Linked DNA regions of Homo sapiens: region 2 is linked to region 1. A link is a contact called in ENCODE Hi-C or POLR2A ChIA-PET data. All regions are on one chromosome and are shown on one strand. The core of a region is the stretch at or near the end of the contact, and the rest is flanking DNA. Distances in the headings are between cores, read along the strand shown.

Evidence for each region. Hi-C counts contacts between places; a loop is a spot of excess contacts on that map. ChIA-PET counts read pairs that join two places held with the same protein, here RNA polymerase II (POLR2A). Pooled maps may share reads with other maps.
Region 2: a loop to region 1 is called in a pooled map, with 4 times the contacts of the local background. The contact joins two enhancer-like sites. A Hi-C loop is called at or near these places in 4 of 50 pooled maps. POLR2A ChIA-PET finds 5 or more read pairs at or near these places in 3 of 52 experiments (GM12878, H1 and common myeloid progenitor, CD34-positive).

Annotation. Positions count from the first base shown.
Region 1 is chr5:35,127,778-35,131,968 of GRCh38, reverse strand. All of the region lies in intron 1 of PRLR (prolactin receptor), which reads left to right. Among named protein-coding and RNA genes, the nearest start is that of AGXT2, 82 kb to the right of the region's middle. Within about 2 kb of position 1,993, at least 3 of the 41 ENCODE cell types and tissues checked have a DNase peak (open chromatin) inside an H3K27ac peak, as active enhancers do.
Region 2 is chr5:35,210,153-35,214,503 of GRCh38, reverse strand. The region is part of intron 1 of PRLR (prolactin receptor); the gene reads left to right. Among named protein-coding and RNA genes, the nearest start is that of PRLR, 18 kb to the left of the region's middle. Within about 2 kb of position 2,228, at least 5 of the 41 ENCODE cell types and tissues checked have a DNase peak (open chromatin) inside an H3K27ac peak, as active enhancers do.

The sequences.
Region 1 (4,191 bases), core at 744-3,243:
ATTTGTCCTCCAGGGTTTCTGTGTCTGTCCTGTATCTCCTTATTCATTCTTAAAACTCTTTCTAGTGGTCAGAGCTCTCCTTTAAAGAAAGAATAACAAGACATCATAGCAGTGAACTCAGAGCACTATCACTGGCTTTTCACAGGACATGAGCAACTTTCTCACTGGAGGGGTCAGGGATGCTTGTATGGTAGGTGCTCCTGACTGTGATAACTTCACTTGAGCCTACCCTGAGAATGACCCTGTGTGGCAGATGCACCCAAATATATGTTCAGAGTTCCAAGCTAAGGAATTGGAAGTGGCCATCCCAGAGATTCATTCCTTATCTATGAGGAACATCTGAACCCCAGCCCGTCCCAGGGAATGTGGGCCATACAGGGGATCAGCATCCTTTGTTTGGGGTTAAATGAAGGTTGCCAGGCTGAGGTTGCTAGGGGGAGGGTGTTAAGTGAAAATGTTTTATAAACTGCATGCCTTTTGCCAGCGATTGTGGTTCTTCTTACCAGCCCACTGCCACTGGACCAGCAGTTCTCCTGTCCAGCCCGCCACCACTAGACCCTCTCCCCTGTATGTAAACCCCCAGTAAAACCCCAGTGTCTCATTTTCTAGCTCTGGATCTCTTCTTCAGCCTCTTGAACCTAGTGCCATCCCCTTTGGAGTTGATAGGGATTCAGCACATCACTGCTACACTAGAATAAAACATGTGCTGTGTCCACATTAGGCCAACAAAATCCCATACCATCCAACTTTTTTCACTGATTAAAAATACTATTAAATTTTAAATTGGTTCATATAAGAAGTTGCAGAAAAGGTGTTTGTAGGCAAATCCAGCTGACTCACATATAAATCATCTGTATTAGTTTATTAGGGCTGACATAACAAAGCACCACAACTAGATGGCTTACAACAACAAAAATGTATTTTCCGACACTTCTAGAGGCAACAAGTGTGGAATCAAGGTTTCAGCAGGGCCATGCTCCCTCTGAGATGCTGGGTGGAGTCCTCCCTTGCCTCACCCTAGCCTCTTGTGGTGGCAGCACTCCTTGGCATTCCTTGGCTTGTAGCTGCATCACTCCGATCTCTGCCGCTGTTTTCCAAGGTGTCCTCCCCGTGTGTCTCTTCTCTGTCTTATAAAAACATCCGTCCTATTGGATTAAGGGCCCACCCCACTCCATTATTACTTCATCTTAACCAATTACATTTGCAAGGACCCTATTTCCAAATGAGGTCACATTCTAAGGTACTGGAGGACTTCAGCGTCTCTTTCGGGAGGATGCAATTCAACCCATAACACCATCCAAACAAATGACATTATGAGAAGGTTTCCATTTTTGTCCTCTGTTGTGGTTAGATTCCTGATTTTACATAATTTAGAGCTAAAAATTTACTTCCTGTCTGAAAAGTGATTTTTGACAAGGATTGAGATCACAACTCGAGTTCTGTGGCCATTGCTTGCCCTTTCAGAATCACTTGTCCCATCCTGTGTGCCATGTTCCAAAGAAGCCAGGTGAGCAGATGCTGGCGACACAGGGATGACAGCATAGACTACAGCTTTAAGTGAAAGGGACTCATGACTCAACCCTGTAGCTTGCCCTTGCTATGGTTGCCCCACCCCTCCCAACTCCTTATTCCTCCTGCTTTGCTGAAACCACAGCTGCCTTGAATCGAGCCATTTTGATTCTGCCGCAAATGAGCTGTAAACCAAATCAAGCCACATCAAACAAATCCAACCACCATCAAAAGCAAGTTAGTCAATTTTTGTTTTCTTTGCAATGGGGAGGGGTCATAAAAGCCTTGTATATCCCAGGGCAAATATTAATCTGTCTGAAGAGTCAGCTTGCCAACGGGTAATCAGCAAACAGGTTGGTGCTCATGAGAGCTGCACAGACTGGTAGTTGAGGATATTCGGTGCCAGGAGCAAACCCCAGCAGGCACCCTTGGTAAATCTGGCAGGCTCTGTGACTTCACCCTCTGCATTCGGAAGCAAGCATTCAAACTTTGACAGGCTTGCGACATGCCCAGGGTAAGTCACCTGGCTTCTTGGATTCTGGACAGATATCCTTGTGCCACAAGCTCACTTCTCTTTCTCTGCTTCAGGACTAGGTCCTTCAAGGGGATAGCAGAGAAAGCATGTTTGCAGAATCCATGCCTTGTGCCCACTCCCACCCTACTGCTTGGCACTTTTAGGGAAAGTGGGAAGGAGTAAAGTTACTCTGTCACTGGCAGAGGAGGGACAGTAAAGGGAAGAAGAAAATGGGAGAAATGAGAAATAGGTACCCAATGAGTAAAAAAAAAAAAATTGATTACAGTGCTTAAAACCTATCACTACAGTGGTGATGTTTCTGAATGATAGAGAGGGTGGATTTGGCAAAGCTTCTGGAATCTTTTCAGACTTGAGGTCCACCTCCTGTCTTGAGACCAGTTAAGTTTCAACCCCACATTTGCTGTGGTTGATCCCTTGACCTTTGTGTAAATCCTCCCAACTTTGTTAGGCCAGAGGAATGTGGAGTAAGGGTTCTGAGTTGTACAGTTCCACAGTGACTCATCTGGCCAATACCTTAAGGATGCAGGAAATCTGAGCAGAGAACAAGACTCCCTCAATATTTAGAAACTGGATTGAGATTTCAATCCAAAGGATACAATTTGCCCATCACCTTAGTTGCTTGTACAGTAAATTGAGCACGTCAATAACACTAAGAGAACTTTTTCTCTTGATGCCTAAATGCCAATCACAATTTTTCTTAGTTCTCTCAATTGGCATCCTGGTTCCTGTCTCACTCCTACTGTAGTGCACACTTACAGAAATGAAAGCTGCCTACATAACCACCACCAGCATCCAGAAAGGAGAGAATTTGACACCATCTCTTTTTATCTCCACCAGTTTCTGCTTTTTAGTCATTAACAAATGGCTCTGGTTCCCTTTGCAGTGAAGACCCACAGAGGCAGAAGTCCCTGCTCTGAGTCAGTTCAGCTCTGATTTTGAACACTGACTGGGTGCTCAGCAGTAAGGGTTGAAAGGAAAAAGAGGGAATACGGGGAAGGAGGCAGAGATGGAGACAGATTTACAGGTCTTGCCTGAGAGTTGTGCTTGATAAGCAGAGAGCCAATTATCTCTGCAACTCCACCTTCCCAGCAGTCAAATACTTGATGGGCAGGTTAAAAAGTGAGGAGGTGAGGACAAGATTAATTATCAAGTCTCAGAGGAGGTGAATGAAATGCCTTCTTGTTCATTGCTATTTATTCAAAAAGAGCTGCTGAACATGAAAGAATATTATCATTTTTGCAAATAATTAGAGGAAATAATAGGCTTGTATTTTTTAAGCAGCTTTATTGTGATATACTTTATGTTCCACAAAGTTCACTTGTTTAAAGTACAGCCAGCCCTTTGTATTCGCAAGTTTTACATCCATGAATTCAACCAATCAAGGATAAAACATATTCTGAAAAAAAATGATAATACAATAAAAATAATACAAAATGTAAAACAATATAGTGTAACAAATATTCACTTGCTATTTACATAGTATTCGCATTGTATTCAGTATTATAAGTAACCTAGAGATGATTTAAAGTATATGGGAGGATGTGAATAGGTCTTATGTAAATACTACAACGTCTTGTATCAAAGACTTGCGCATCTGTGGATCTGGTATTCTAGTATTCATTAGATCCACAGATGCGCAAGTCCTTGATAGAAGATGCTATAGTATTTGCATATAACCAATTTGTATGTGGAACCAATCCCCCATGAATACTGAGGGACAACTGTATACAATTCAATGGATTTTAGTATACAGATGCTCCTCAACTTACAGTGGGGTTAGATCCCAACAAACTCATTGCAAGTTGAAAGTTAAAAATATTGTTTAAGTCAAAAGGATGTTTTCAACTTATGATATTTTCAGCGTATAGTTTATCTGGACCTAACCTCATCAAGAAGCAGGTTGAATGCCTATCTCTTTTGCACCCTCATAAAGTCAAGGAATCATGGAACTATAGTAAGTTGGAGACCATCTGTATTTACAGTTGTGCAACCATCACTATAATCTAATTTTAGAACATTTCGTCACCCCAAGAAGTACATGACAGCAATCACTCTCCACTCCTTTTTCTTCCTGATCCCCAGCCCCTGGCAACCACTCATCCACCTTCTGTTTCCATAGATTAGCTTTCTAGACATTTCACGTAAAT
Region 2 (4,351 bases), core at 979-3,478, 82 kb before region 1:
AGACAATGGTTGAGAAACTTCTCATCTATAGTTGATCCTCAATGCGTTTGCCCCTTTTCCTGTGGCACTGCTTTGTATTTGGATGGTTCGAGCAGTGCGTAACACATGGAGGAAAGGCAATGGAATGATGACAAATAGTTTGTTGATTTGGTGCTTTGTACATTCACCCACAAATGGCACAGTTTCAGGGCCACTGTCCTTGCCAAATACTATCTGAAGAGCTAGGTTATGAGCCTTTGGAACCCAGATCTGATAAGCATGGAGGAAAACTCCTCAAGGGAGATGAAGCTAGGAGATTAGCAGAATATACTTTCTCCATTTGTCCCACATTTGATGCCAGCAGGCAAACCAGAGCCAGCTGGGCAGTGTACAATTCCCAGAAATAAGGAAAGGGTAGAAGCACCTGTTTTTCCTCTAGCAAAACCAAGGCAAATGGAAAAGCTCAGAAATATATCAGCACCATTAGCAAGAGGCACAACGGGGAAGGCTGGAAATGTGCTGAGGAAAATCACATTGCCGGTCAACGCATAGCTACCTGCTGGAGAAGAGAGTCTGCAGACACACCTCAGCCTGGACAAAGGCCTCCAGGACCGGGAGCTGTGCTCTGCAGGAACTGGGCCCCAGGCACTGAGGACTGAAAACCAGCCCAACAAAGCATACCTGTTTCCATTTGTGAGAGATGAAATGATATGGGTTTTGTGACTCACTAAACCACTTGGAAGGCCAAACAATTACAAAAGCAAGATGCCTGGCTTCTTCTAGCCACATGGAGGGGCCCTCAGACTTGAGTAGCTGTGTGCCACTTGTCTGGGGTGGCTGCACCAAAAGGAACAGTGAGGTTTAGATGCTTGTTATTGTTCATTGTTCAGTTTTGGTTCTGTCTATTTACTTCTAATTCCTCAAATATTATTGTGATTAGTGGTATAGAAAGGAAACGTTCATTTGTGAGCAAAGTGTGTAATAAGAATTTAATAATGAAATTCCCAGAAAAAAAAACTCAGATAGCTAAAGAAACAGCAGTAACATGAGCTCCAAATATCTTGAGTTGTATTGTTAAGGTGAGAATCCATAATGTAAAGGGAATAATGTAAAGGGAATGCTTTGAAATCAAAGGCATAATCCAAGTGTGATAACCTAAAAGGTTGTGGATTTCTTTTAAAGTAGAAATTACATGTGGCTTTGGGAAATCATCAGCTGAAGCATAAGCTATGCTTATGGATTCTCGCTGTGTTGTCACTAAGACCGATTATATAAAGACTTGGCAAATCCATGTACAAATGTAAAACTTCCCACAATGGTATTTCATGGGGATCTCCTTTTACAAAGTGGTCGTTGATCAGGACATTTTTCACTGATATATTCCTTTGGAAGCAATGAATTTTAGATAGGATATGATTATTGTACAATGTGATAGGTAGCTCTGATTATTCAAGCAGCTAGGGCATTATTCAGTGGCAAAGCATTAAGCTACTCTGGAATCTTTCTTCTGTGTAAGCAGGCAGCTGCTGTTGAGACTTTCTCTTTGTGGGTGAATTTGCCCAACCAATGGCAAGCATTCATTGGGAGTAGGGGAATGACGCTGATCACTGTTAATGACAGTTGAAAATGAAATGCTTTAATGAATCTCATACTTGGACTTGGCTGCTGAGCCAGAGCCCTGTACTTGAAGAGCTTAATTATGATGCCTCAAAATTTAGATCTTGACCCTGAACTGCTATGACTTCCTCCCACCCTCAGTTTTGAGAGAAACTTTAAATTCGCTAGGGGATTCAATGTTTTACATGCTTGGTTATGCAAAATGGGAACAGTAGTGTCCAAACAATGGAATAGGCTTCTATATTATTATTTTCATTTAGGCAGTATAACTGACATGATTACCAAAGTCATGTTATAGTACATGTATACAAATTAATTTCATACCAGGGGACTTCACTGGGGGGAAAAAAGGGAAGTCCCTATTTGTGAAAACTATGATTTTGGTTTCTTTCTGAGTAAAGCACTGCTAATCTCTTTGGTGTACAGGAAAGTATGGTATTATGTTCTAAAAATCAGAAGCCCCAGACCTTAATTTCAACTAATCTGATGACATCATTTTGTACTCAGAGTTTCATTTCCCAACAATTTCATGTTTCTTAGTAGGTGGGGAACCCAGAATTGAAAGGCATCAAAAACAGCTAAATATAACCAAAAACCTGCTAACTCACCAGCTTTCTAAAATTCAGGAAGTATCTTTAACTTGATTGCTGAATCTCCAAAGACATGATGATCAGATGACTGGTTAATGGGTATTTTTTCAGACTCTACATGATTATCAGAAATGGCTGCCCTGGCCAATTGTATACCTACGAAGAGGTATTATGTAGAAGAACTTATATTCATCTACTTAATGTGGACCTCAAATATTAAGGATGTTCCTAATGTGTTCTAGACCGGAGTCAGCAATACTTTTCATAAAGAGCCAGATAGTAAATATTTCTAGGCTTTTTGGGCCATATAGCCTCTGTCACAATTCCTCAACTCTGCTCTTGTCACACAAAAGCAGCCATAGACAATGCATAGGTGAATGAATGTGGCTGTGTTTCAATAAAACTAGACTCTCTTAATGCCAAGTATTTGCTGGAATAACACAAATTAATTTATCCTCAAATCTGTTTAACCTATTAATATGTCAGTCAATATTACATTAATATTTTATGAATCTGGTATCATATTATACATGAATTTATCTGAACATTTGGTTAATTCATGAATATTTACTCAATATTAATACTACATCATGAATCTGTTATCAAGTCATATACAGATTTCTTAAAAAATTTCCCTTATTTAGCGTACTTGTGAATAACATCAATAAGCAAGTATCTTAAGTTAACTATCAGGTTATATAGCAGATCCTCTCCCCCTTTTGTAACTCTTTCTGTTACAAGGGATTTTACATTATTATGGTATTGGGAAGTAAGTCTATTTATCCTGTCCCTATCTGTCTTCGTATTAACCATATTCTGTTATAGCTTTTATCTTTGCAGACAGAATAGTTCAAATCTTCATGATTTGTCCTTAAACAACCCCCACTTCCTCATCCTCTTGAACATTTTATGCCTCCATCACTGTCTCTTCAGGTCTTGTGAGTCCTTGAAGTGCAGTGACTAGGCTGGAACATGGTGTTCCAGGTTGGTCACATCACCTCTTCCTAATGATGCCCCATTGTACCTTTTGACTATAGCAAGGAATAAACAAAGTCAGAAGTGTGAAAGTGGGGGAGAAATTGAGAAAGTGCAGGGGATTTAGGGGAGAGAAAAATGGACTACAGGAAAAGAAAACATTGACTTTTGCAAAGTGCTCTAAACTGGCTACAAATGCATTCCGTAATTCTTTAAACCTTAATTGTAACCGCAGTTAAGCTTTCCGGTGTGTTGGAATAAGAACAAAACTAAAATCCTTCTTTGTATAGAAATTATCCTGCAGTAACTTAGAGCCAATATCTCTAGTTAGGATGAGCGCAGTGGCTCATGCCTGTAGTCCCAGCACTTTGGGAGGCTGAGGCAGGTGGATTGCTTGCACCCAAGTAGTTTGAGACCAGCCTGGGCAACATAGCGAAATGCTGTCTCTACAAAAAAATTAAAAAATTAGACGAGCATGGTGTCACGCACCTGTTGTCCTAGCTACTTGGGGGCACTGAGGGGAGAGAATCACTTGAACCTGTAAGGTCAAGGCTGCAGTGAGTCATAATCACGCCACTGCACTCCAGCCTGGATAACAGAGTTAGACCTGTCTCAAAAAAAAAGAGGAAGAGATCTCTGGTTAGAGTTTGTCTCTGATGGATACTAACCATGCAAGTAGTTTACACAAACCACATTCTTTCTGTAGAATGAGAAAATCTTGGATATAATTTAGCATAATGAGCTAAATAACTCTAGACTGAGCTTCGCTGCCCAGACAGGACTCTACTTGTGATCTGGGAAGATCTACCCTTGCACTGAATTCTCTCCTCTTCTCTCCTGACTCTGTGAGAAAAGTTTGCATGAATTTACTGAGATTAGTTATAGAAGGAACTGTGTGTCATTGAAAGTCTTGTACAGAAGTTCACATTAAAATATATCATAGTCATCTTTGGGAATGATTCTGCAAAATTCATAAAACAAAGATCTCTGAAACCCTAAGGCACACTGTGCTGGAGGCTAAGGGAATAATAGTGAGCTGAGTGGTTTCTGCCTACACAGAGCTTCTAATATATTGAGGAAAGAGATCTCAATCAAATTCAATTGCATTTATAAGTATGGTAAGGACAACAAAGGAGAGAGACATTATTCTGTAGGAGAATAACCCTGTCAAAGTGATGACTGATTTAAGA